Regions from separate parts of the Homo sapiens genome. Here region 2 is linked to region 1. The links are chromatin loops, found by intact Hi-C in ENCODE. Cell type or tissue: sigmoid colon. All regions are shown on one strand. Links, peaks and the distances in the headings refer to the core of each region. The heading gives the core; the rest is flanking DNA. Region 1 overlaps LOC105374329 (a long non-coding RNA gene). Region 2 holds the start of LINC01381 (long intergenic non-protein coding RNA 1381).

Region 1 (5,380 bases), core at 273-5,272:
AGGCAGATCACTTGAGATCAGGAGTTCAAGACCAGCCTGGCCAACATGGTGAAACCCCCGTCTCTACTAAAAATACAAAAATTAGCTGGGTGTGGTGGCATGCACCTATACTGCCAGCTACTTGGGAGGCTGAGACATGAGAATCACTTTAAGCCAGGAGGCAGGGGTTGCAGTGAGCTGAGATCATGCCGCTGCACTCCATCCTGGGTGACAGAACAAGACTGTCTCACAAAAAAAAAAAAAAACAGATAAATTTAAGAAATGGGTTTCTACTTTGTTGCCCAAGCTGGCTCTAAAGTCCTGGGCTCACATCCTCCTACATCAGCCTCTGAAGTGGCTGGGGCACACACAATACCATGCCTGGCTTAGGTGTTATTTTCAATAATGGTGCTAGGTTAACTGGCTACCCATATAGAAAAGAAATGGACCTTGACTCCTGCATCCCTCCATACATCAACATTAATTTGAAATGGATCATAAAAGTAAATGTGAAAGTGGGAGACTATTTTCATGACTTTGAGGTAAGCAACGACTTCTTAAATAGGGAGCACAAATTACCAAATATAAAATAGAATATTGATGTTGGACCTGATTAAAATTAAAAACTTCTTTGCATCAAAAGACATCATTTGAGTGAAAGGCAAGACACAGATGGGAATAAAATATTTGTATTTACATATCTGATGAAAGACTCCTGTCCAGAATATATAATGAACTCCATATCAGTAAGCAAGACAAACCAATAAAAACTGGGCTAAGACTTGAACTGGTACCTCACAATAAATAAACACATGAAAAGGTTCGAAGTGTCAGGGAAATGTAAGTGAAAAAACCAATGAGGTGCTGTTCCCAGAATGGCTAAAACTAAAAGGAAAACCAAATGGAGGCAAAGATATGGAGCATGTGTTCCTGATTTAAATTGGTACAGCCACGTTGGAAAACTTAATGGTGCCAAAGTGAAATATACATATACTCTATGACCTAAAAATTCCACTCCTTTGTATATTCCTAATGAAAATGAATGCTTATATTCACCAAAAGACATGCACAAGGATGTTCATTGCAGCTTTATTCATAACACAAACGGAAACAACTCGAAAATTCATGCATTAATATATTGTGGCATAGTCATATAATGGAATACCACACAATATTGAAAAAGAATGAACTACTGCTATCCACAACTATGTAGATGACTGTCACAGGCATAAGGTAAAGTGAAAGAACCTGGACATAGAAGAACATCTACTATATGTTTTCATTTATAGGACATTCAACAATAGGCAAAACTAATTTATGGTGGATGATAGAGATCAAAACAGCAATTACTTTTGACTGGAAGGGGGCAGGAAGGAGTCTTCTTGGATGCGGAGAATGTTCCATATCTGTAGCAGAGTGGTAGTTACATGGGTATGGTTACTTGAAAAAAAAAATCCATCAGACTGTACATCTAAGACTTTATGTAATTCTACCTCAAAGAAAACATTAGTGCCAGCTCATTTTTCATCTTCAGTTGCTTTGTCATTTTTTTCCTTGAACTCTTGTATCTCTGCTTTGAGTGCTTGTTATATAGAGATTATTTTTACTTTAGTTCCTAGAGTTTATGGAGATTTATGGTAGTCTCACAGTTTTACTTTTCTCAATTTCAGTTACCAGGGTCCAAAAATAGGTGCAATGCAGAGAGAGAAATCATATTCACATAACTTTCATTATATTACTTTATTTAATTTGTCCTATTTTATTAGTAGTTATTGTCATTAATTTCTTACTGTGCCTAATTTTTCATGATGATAATTATTTTTTGAGATGGGGTCTTATTCTGTCACCTAAGCTGGAGTGCAGAGGCTCCATGATGGCTTACTGCAGCCTCAACCTCCTGGGCTTAAGTGATTCTCCCATCTCAGCCTCCCAAGCAGCTTGGACTACACGCATGCACCACAATGCTGACTAATATTACTTTTTGTAGAGGCAAAGTTTTGCTATGTTTCCCAGGCTACTCTGGAACTCCTGAGCTTGAGTGATCCTCCTGCCTTAACCTCCCAAAGTGCTGGGATTACAGGTGTGAGCCACTGAGCCCAGCCTTACTGTGCCTAATTTAGAAATTAAACTTTATCAAATAGACATGCACATATAGGGGGCCAGGCACGGTGGCTCACACCTGTAATCCCAGCACTTTGGGAGGCTGAGGCGAGTGAATCACTTGAGCCCAGGTGTTTAAGACCAGCCTGACCAACACGGTGAAACCCCCTCTCTACTAAAAGTACAAATATTAGCCGGGCATGGTGGTGCATGCCTGTAGTCCCAGCTACTTGGGAGGATGAGGCAGGAGAATGGCTTGAACCCAGGAAGTGGAGGTTACAGTGAGCAGAGTTCACGCCACTGCACTCCAGCCTGGGCAACAAAGTGAGACTCTGCCTCAGGAAAAAAAAAAAAAAAAGCACATATAGGAAAAAAACATAGTATATAGGGTTTGGTACTAAATGTGGTTTTGGGCATCCACTGGGGGTCTTGGAACGTATCCTCTGTGGATAAGGGCAGGGGACTACTGTATTTGGTCATGATTTTCACCAGTTTTGAGGCAAGATGTTTCTGTATTCTTTACCTGCCAGTTGTTTCCCTATTGATTTCCTCCTTTCTCCTTCTTGTATTTTCCTAAAGATTTGTGTGCTGTTTCTCTTTTAGTTACTTCTCACCTTTGAATGAGGGCACTTTTCCTGCAGGGTTGACACACACTATTTCCAATGGGCAACATCCAAATTGTCTTCTCTCCAGGGGGCGCCATTGACGTGGAATACAACATGAATAGCGTCTCCTAGAGCCCCTGCCTCCTAGACAGCCTCTTTGCTATGGGAGGCACCAGAGCAGAGTGGCAAACCCCTACCTGAGTCCCCATGATCCCAGCAGGGATTCATATGTGTGCTTGTGTGAGCTGGTTTACCCTTTGCTCTTCTACAGAGAGAGGCTAGCATCTGCAGGGCTGCTTATGACTGATAGCTGTCCCTCCACGCTGTGTCATCACGGTGCCAAGAGTCTTTCCTCACCCTGGTGCCCCTGCCCCTTTGTGGTCTCAAATGGGGTCCAAGGGAGCCTCAATAACTGGCCTGCACAAAAGCTTGTTCTAAGCCAGATATTTTGGTTTTGCATCCCAGAGTATCCACTTGTGTTGGACAGTTTGAGTCCTGCCAGCTGTGCCTGCAATATGCAATCTCTAGCTATTGGTTTGGATCTCCTTCTTACCTTAATTGGATTATCACCATAGAAGACAGCCTTCCTTCACATATATTAAAGTTCCAGGTAAAAGCAGCTTAGTCATTTCATCAAGATAAAGTTTCTTCTTGTTGCTTTCAGGTGATTTAAAATATTTTGTTCTCACACACAATGCTGCAACTGTACATAACTCAGCTTCTATATATGCAAGTGTATCTGCAGAACAAATGCCTATAATTAGAATACTGGTTAAAAAGGTAAGTGCCTTTATAATTTAAATAAATACTACCAACATACCCTTCCAGACATTTTACCAATTTATATTCCCATTGGTAACCATGCCCATTTCCCCAGACCCTTGCCTCAGATAACAGAGATATAAGTGCACTTAACAGTATAAAGGAAAACCCTAAGACTGATACTATAATTAATTACGTTGGGTCAGATTCTTGGTTTCAACAATAAAGTTTATACTAACTAGCTTAGGCAGAAAGGGATTTATTAAGTAGCTCATATAAGCATTGGAAGGGCTGGAAGAACAGGCTCTCAGCTGAGCTTCCAGTAACAACTCTCAGAACCATAGTGTGGAACCGGCCTGGTGAGATGGCTGCTGCCATGGCCATATCCAGGACGATATTCCCTCTAAGCGAGCTGCTCCTCCAACTGCAGAAACACGTCCCCCTGCTGCACAGAACACTCTTCACTCAGAGAGCTGCGTGGCTCCCTCCCTGGGCCAATTTCCAGTAGGTATTCCTGCCCGAGTCTCAGCTCAGGCCCCACAGTTGGCTAGTCTCTTCTGCCTGAAGTCGATTCAGTTGGGTTTTTCAGACATTGCTGAGTCCAGCTTTGTGGGAGGCTCTGTGCCATACAGCTGGCCTGACCATTGCCCATGGGAAGCCAGCTCAAGGGGGAAAGCCTGAAGGCTTTGAGCACTTATCCCAAAGGTGAAGATGTAGCTCATCAAGGCACCTGGTATAAACAGCCTGATCTTCATGATTTTACCCTCACCGGGTCTTCCGAACCTCCCTCCTGTTTAAATGCCCCAAAGTCACTCACCTGTGAGGCAGTGACATGTGCCAGGCCGTATGCCAAATGCCAGACAGACAAAGATGAAACAGGGAAAGAGGAAAAAAAATCTCACTACCTCTCACCAGAGCAGGTGAAATGAAGCACATTGCCAAAGGTCAGATATTGGTTTAGAGCCAGAGAAAAAATAAGATGAAAAAAGCCAGTAAAATTTCTCCTATCTGGTTGGGAGAGTTGAGTGTGTGTGGCAGGGAAACCCTGGATCATGGAGGGAAATGTGATTGGAATCTGTGATCAGAGAGCAGGGTGCTGGGAGGCCCTGGGGGCTGTAGGAAATGAGTTCTGGGATATTGAGTTGAGCTCTTCAATACGGTACCCACTACCTATGTGCAGCTATTGGGCACTTGAAATGTAGCTGGTGCCGTATGTTGAAATGACAATATTTTAAATATATTAGGTTAAATAAAACACATTAATAAAATGCATTATTAACATTGATTTTATTTATTCTTTTTATACCTTTTTAATGTGATATTAGGGAATTAAAAATTATATATATGGCTTGCATTCTATTTCTATTGGACAGTGCTGAGCTAGACAATCAAGAGAAAAATCAATGGAATGGAAGCCTTTGCATCTCTTCTTTTGCTCTCTCTGCCCCTTTCCTGCCTTCTCTCTCTCTCTCTCTCTCTCTCTCTTTTTTTGAGATGGAGTTTCAGTCTGTTCCCCAGGCTAGAGTGCAGTGGCACAACCTTGGCTCACTGCAACCTCTGCCTCCCGGATTCAAGCGATTATGCCTCAACGTCTTGGGTAGCTGGAATTACAGGTGTCTGCCACCACGCCCAGCTAATTTTTGCATTTTCAGTAGAGACAGGGTTTCACCATGTTGGCCAGCCTGGTCTTGAACTCCTGACCTCAAATGATCTGCCTGTCTTGGCCTCCCAAAGTGCTGGGATTACAGGCGTGAGTCACCGCACCTGGCCAAAGTTCACGGATTTAAATGTTAATCTCATTCAAAAAACACCTGCACATAAAACATCCAGAATAATGTTTGACAAAATATCTGAGCACCATGGCCCACCCAAGCCGGCACATAAAATTAACCACCATGTGGGGATGTAAGACAACAGGGAGTGGGGGAGCTAGG
Region 2 (5,380 bases), core at 306-5,305, 780 kb after region 1:
GAGACCTGGCCCCCAGCCTCCTGGGCTGGCCCTGAACCTCCACATCCCGCCCTGAACCTCCACATCCCGCCCTGCCATTCACATCTCCTGTTACAGGACATGATGCTCCCCTAGCCCACCCCACGGCCCTTCCCACTGGGGACCCCCTTTTTAAGATTCTGCCTCCCTCTAGCCCTCACCACCTGCAGGTCCCAAGCCCAATGAGCAGGAGCCACAAATCTGTCCCAGAATCACCAGGAAAATCGGTGTGGCTTCTCAGAGGAGGTAGCATCTGAGTTGGGCCTTGAAACATGGAGAGGAATGAGCCTCTGCCAGATAAAAGAGGAAAGAGGATGTGGCTTTGCCCGGGTATTCCAGACCCAGCAAGGGTGGGACTGAAGGCTTGATGTGGCTGCGTTAGAGGCGGCCAGACTAAATGCTCTATCTAGGGCGTTACAGCCGGAAGAGTGGCCGCATACCTCGCTGGCCCCCGTGTTCCTTCCTGAGCTGCTGCTCACACAGGTGTGTGGTGGTCAAGTACACGTGGTCTGCTTCTCCACCAGACCCGGAATTCCTCAAAGAAGGGCTATGGCCTTCAACTCTTCAACATATATGTTTGTATATGTATATATATGCAATTGTGGTGGTCACACAACTGTAAACATCAGTCAAAATGCACTGAGTTCAATACTTAAAATTGGGGAATGTCACTGTTTGTGAATTATGCCTCAGTAAAAAGCATGCTTTAGAGTCTCTGGGTGTCCAGGTTCACCAGGCACTTTCACATAGATTATCTCCAGCAGCCCAAACAACAGCCCCATTTCACAGATGGAGAAACTGAGGCCAGTGACTTGCCCACATCCCATAGTGGCAGACCTGGGCCCCTCCTTCAGAGCTTGTTGCTCACAGGATATGGGCCTGAGGGATTTTTTTTTTTTTTTTTTTTTTTTTGAGACAGAGTCTCGCTCTGTTGCCCAGGCTGGAGTGCAGTGGCACGATCTTGGTTCACTGCAACCTCCACCTCCCAGGTTCAAGCTATTCTTGTGCCTCAGCCTCTCCAAGTAGGTGGGATTACAGGTGTGTGCCACCATGCCTGGCTAATTTTTTGTATTAGCCAGGGTTTTGCCATGTTGGGCAGGCTGGTCTTGAACTCCTGGCCTCAAGTGAGGCCTCTCAAAGTGCTGGAAGTACAGGCGTGAGCCACTGTGCCCGGCCCGTGAGGGACTTTTGAGAGGACAGGAGCCAGCCATGGCTGGAATAATCCAATGTACAGAGTCTACCTGGTGCGGCTGTTGCTGTCTTGCCCTCGGGGAGTTCAGCCCCTGTAAGAGAGGTTCAGTGGTTCGGTTCTGCTCAGGGGGTTCCTCAGGCCAGTCTGGGAGACACTGGGTGACACTCACATTCCTGCACCCCCTAGTCCTGGCCCCAGTTCACACAGACCACTCGCTGTCATTGGGTAGGTATTAGGGTTCTGAGTCAGATGTCCTCCAAAGAAGGGGTTCTACCACAAATTGAGTTGCCAGATTTAGCAAATAAAAATACAGGCCAGGCCAGGAGTGGTGGCTCATGCCTGGAATCCCAGCACTTTGGGAGACCAAGGCAGGAGAATCACTTGAGCCCAGGAGTTCGAGACCAGCTTGGGCAAAATAGCGAGACGCCCCCCAGCTCTACAAAAAATACAAACATTAGCTGAGTGTAGTGGTGTACATCTATTCTGGAGGCTGAGGCAGGAAGATCTCTTGAGTCCAGGAGTTGGAGGCTGCAGTGAACTATGATTGTGCCACTGCACCCCAGCCTGGGCAACAAAGCAAGTCCTTGTCGCAAAAAACAAACAAACAAACAAACAAAAAACCAGGACAAAACGTTGGAGACATTCTGATACTAAATAGGACATCCTAAACAGGATAGATGTATACTAAAAATGTATCTGTTGCTTATCTGAAATTTGAATTTAACTGGACCTCCTACATTTAACCTGGCAATCCAAACTGAAAAAAAAAACCACCTAAAATTAAAATTAAATTAACAAAATTTAAATTTAATGAAATTAATAAAATTTAAAACAAAACTAAAATGAAAGAAAAAGTAAAATAAAAAAAATTTTTTAAATGAGTTAAATTAAATGAAACGAGAATAAAATCCCAAAAGAGGTGAACACTGCACAAGCGCGCACGCCTGCGCCGAGCGCCCGTGGCCCAGCAAGATGGCGAGGCCGCGCCTTCCCCACCCAGGCGTGGGGTCCTCGGGCCTCTGCGCGGCGCTCGCCCGGGACTGGGACGCAGAGCCGCGGACGGCTTTGGGGACGCCAGGGCTCCGGACTTCCCCGGCGGCGCCTCACGGGCGGCAATCGCCCGCGAGCCTTGGGGCGCGGCACCCAGGGCCTCCCCACCGGGCTCCGAGGGACGCAGCGGCCTCGCCACCGCATTAGGCCGAATCCGGTGCCTTCTAGAAATGGCCTCCTGCAGCTCCAGAGCGCCTGCAGGGTGAGCAGAGGCTGCTCTGTTTTCAAGAAAGCCGCGCGCCCTCATGGCCCCGCAGGGCCCCTCACGGCCTCTGCTGCTCTGGGGAGAAGGTAGCCGGCGCCACCGAGTCCCAGGAGGTCCCCGGACGCCCGCCCGGGCCCCGTGGGAGGGTGACGCCCGTGACAGCTCCTCTAGCTGCACTCTGCTGCCTCTGTCATTCTGCCACTCAAATCTCTGGCCTGACACTGTGCAGGCGGAAACAAGTGGGGGGCCCCTAGGTTTTCCCCCACAAATCTGAATGCTGAAAGGCGCGCCAGAGAACTTTTGCTCACTTGGGGAAAAGCCGATCTGTACCTTAGAAAGGGCAATAATAAGGATATAATATTAAATTAATAATACCTAATACAGTCATAAAGGTCCAGAACCTTATGCCCAGGCACCCCACTCCCTGGGAATGTATCCTAATGAAATAATTCAAAGGAATAACCGTGCCCTAGGCATAATCATGTTCATTATGGCATTATTAGTGTGAGCTAAAAATTGAAAACAACCTCGCCACCTAGCAAGGGAGAATGGTTAAGGGAACGGTTTTACACCCACTAGATGGAATGCCGTGTAGCCAGTAAGTGATTATTGCAAGGTCTGTAGAAACACGGGGAAATGTTTATAATGTAATCTTAATGAAAAATGGTTTAACATGAAATGGTAAATTCTCATGGATCTCAACTCCTTCAGAATTGCTTTTTCTTTTAATCGAAAATGTTATATAGATACTTGCAGATTCACATGCAGTTATAAGAAAATATAGGCCGGGCGCGGTGGCTCACGCCTGTAATCCCAACACTTTGAGAGGCCGAGGCGGGCAGATCATGAGGTCAAGAGATTGAGACCATCCTGGCCAACATGGTGAAACTCCGTCTTTACTAAAAATACAACAATTAGCCGGGCATGTGGCATGTGCCTGTAGTCCCAGCTACTCGAGAGGCTGAGGCAGGAGAATCGCTTGAACCCGGGAGGCAGAAGTTACAGTGAGCCAAGATCGGGCCGCGGCACTCCAGCCTGGTGACAGAGTGAGACTCCGTCTCAAGAAAAAAAAAAAAAAAAAGAAATGATACAGAGATCCCACCTCTACCCAGTTTTCCCCAATGGTAACATCTTGCAGAACTATAGTACAATATCACAACCAGCATATTGACAGGGATGTAACCTGCTGATCTAATGCAGATTTCCCAAATGTTACTTATACTTGTGTGTTTTGTTCTATACAGTGTTATCACAATTGTAAATTACAATTTTACTAGAGCTGGGTTTTTTTTTCTTTTTCTTTTTTTCTTTTGAGACAGAGTTTCACTCTTGTTGCCCAGGCTGGAGTGCAATGGTGCGCTCTCGGCTCACTGCAACCCCCACCTCCCGGGTTCAAGCAATTCTCCTGCCTCAGCCTCCTAAGTAGCTGGGATTATAGGCGTGTGCCACCACACCTGGCTAATTTTGTATTTTTAGTAGAGACAGGGTTTCACCATGTTGGCCAGGCTGGTCTCAAACTCCTGACCTCAGGTGATCTACCCACCTCGGCCTCCCAAAGTATTGGGATTACAGGCGTGAGCCACCACTCCCGGCCTAGAGCTGTTTTTTAAAGCACACGTGTGCATATGTAGAAATGTGTTATATAAATGGTGGTATTTGAAAGATTTTCTTTTCTTTTCTTTCTTTTTTTTTTTTTTTTGAGACACAGTCTCGCTCTGTCGCCCAGGCTGGAGTGCAGTGGCACAATCTCGGCTTACTGCAAGCTCCGCCTCCCGGGTTCACGCCATTCTCCTGCCTCAGCCTCCCAAGTAGCTGGGACTACAGGCACCCGCCACCACGCCCGGCTATTTTTTTTAATTTTTTTTAGTAGCAATAGGGTTGCACCGTGTTAGCCAGGATGGTCTCGATCTCCTGACCTCGTGATCCACCTGCCTCGGCCTCCTAAAGTGCTGGGATTACAGGCGTGAGCCACTGTGCCCAGCCGAGAGATTTTAGTTTAAATATTTATCTTTAATGCTGCTATGTCATCTTATCAATTAAAAGAGGGGAAGGCCAGGTGCGGTGGCTCAGGCCTATAATCCCAACACTCTGGGAGGCCGAGACAGGAATTTGAGACCAGCCTGACCAACATGGTGAAACCCCATCTCTACTAAAAATATACAAAAATTCTCTGGACATGGTGGCGCGTGCCTGTAATTCCAGCTACTCAGGAGGCGGAAGCAGGATAATCGCTTGAACCTGGGAGGCAGAGGTTGCAGTGAGCCAAGATCGCGCCATTGCACTCCAGCGTGGGCAACAGAGCGGGACTCCGTCTCAAAAAATAATAAATAAAAAGAGGGGATAAGTTGAGCTAGAAAAGGCAGGTGAAAGAAAGGAGAGAATGGTGGGCCAGGATGGCAGAAGGCAGAGATGCCGCCTAGCCTTGCCAGGACTAGCCATACCGTCTTGAGCAAATCAACGAACATTCTTTGAACTGCAGTTTCTCAACAGTCAAGCGGGGATAATTTCCCCTGCCGTATCTACCTAGCAAGGTTACTATGAGGTCCTTTTTGCCAAACTCAGGTAACATCCTCCAGGCCCTCCCTGAGCACAGTCAGCTGACAAACACACTGAAAAAGTGAACCCTCCGGGGGGTCCCTTGATCTTTTGTGGTCTCACCACTCACAGACCAGCTACTACCAAAAAGGGAAGTCTCTCCACCAGGCAGGGAGGAGACGTCACAAGGGGCTTCCCAAACATTTCCCGCTGCAAGAGGCCTGGTCTTTGGAAGTGGACCATCAGGCTCAGAAACAGGTTCCCTGGGGCAGCCAGAGGAAAATGCAATCAGACAGGAAAGGAGCAAATAACGCAGTGCCCCTGGGGTTCCCTTGGCTCTCCCAGAGAAAAACAGTCAGCCTGACTTGGGTTTCCCTCCA

What was found. Peaks named below come from ENCODE experiments on the same cell type or tissue, not always from the same donor. Only the 100,000 strongest peaks of a DNase experiment are listed, where the experiment ranks them.
Region 2: a loop joins it to region 1, with 4 times the contacts of the local background. A loop is called at or near these places in 31 of 110 quality-filtered maps.

What each region holds. Positions count from the first base shown.
Region 1 is chr2:24,419,054-24,424,433 of GRCh38, forward strand. All of the region lies in intron 2 of LOC105374329 (a long non-coding RNA gene), which reads left to right. Among named protein-coding and RNA genes, the nearest start is that of ITSN2, 61 kb to the left of the region's middle. In sigmoid colon, for the core only: a CTCF peak has its summit at 2,767 (motif pointing right); no DNase peak of the experiment used is centred there.
Region 2 is chr2:25,202,088-25,207,467 of GRCh38, forward strand. LINC01381 (long intergenic non-protein coding RNA 1381) reads left to right here and starts at 2,226. Exons shown (of 2, transcript NR_132378.1): 1 at 2,226-2,462. RefSeq lists a silencer at 2,224-2,563. In sigmoid colon, for the core only: no CTCF peak of the experiment used is centred there; no DNase peak of the experiment used is centred there; H3K4me3 peaks cover 605 bases.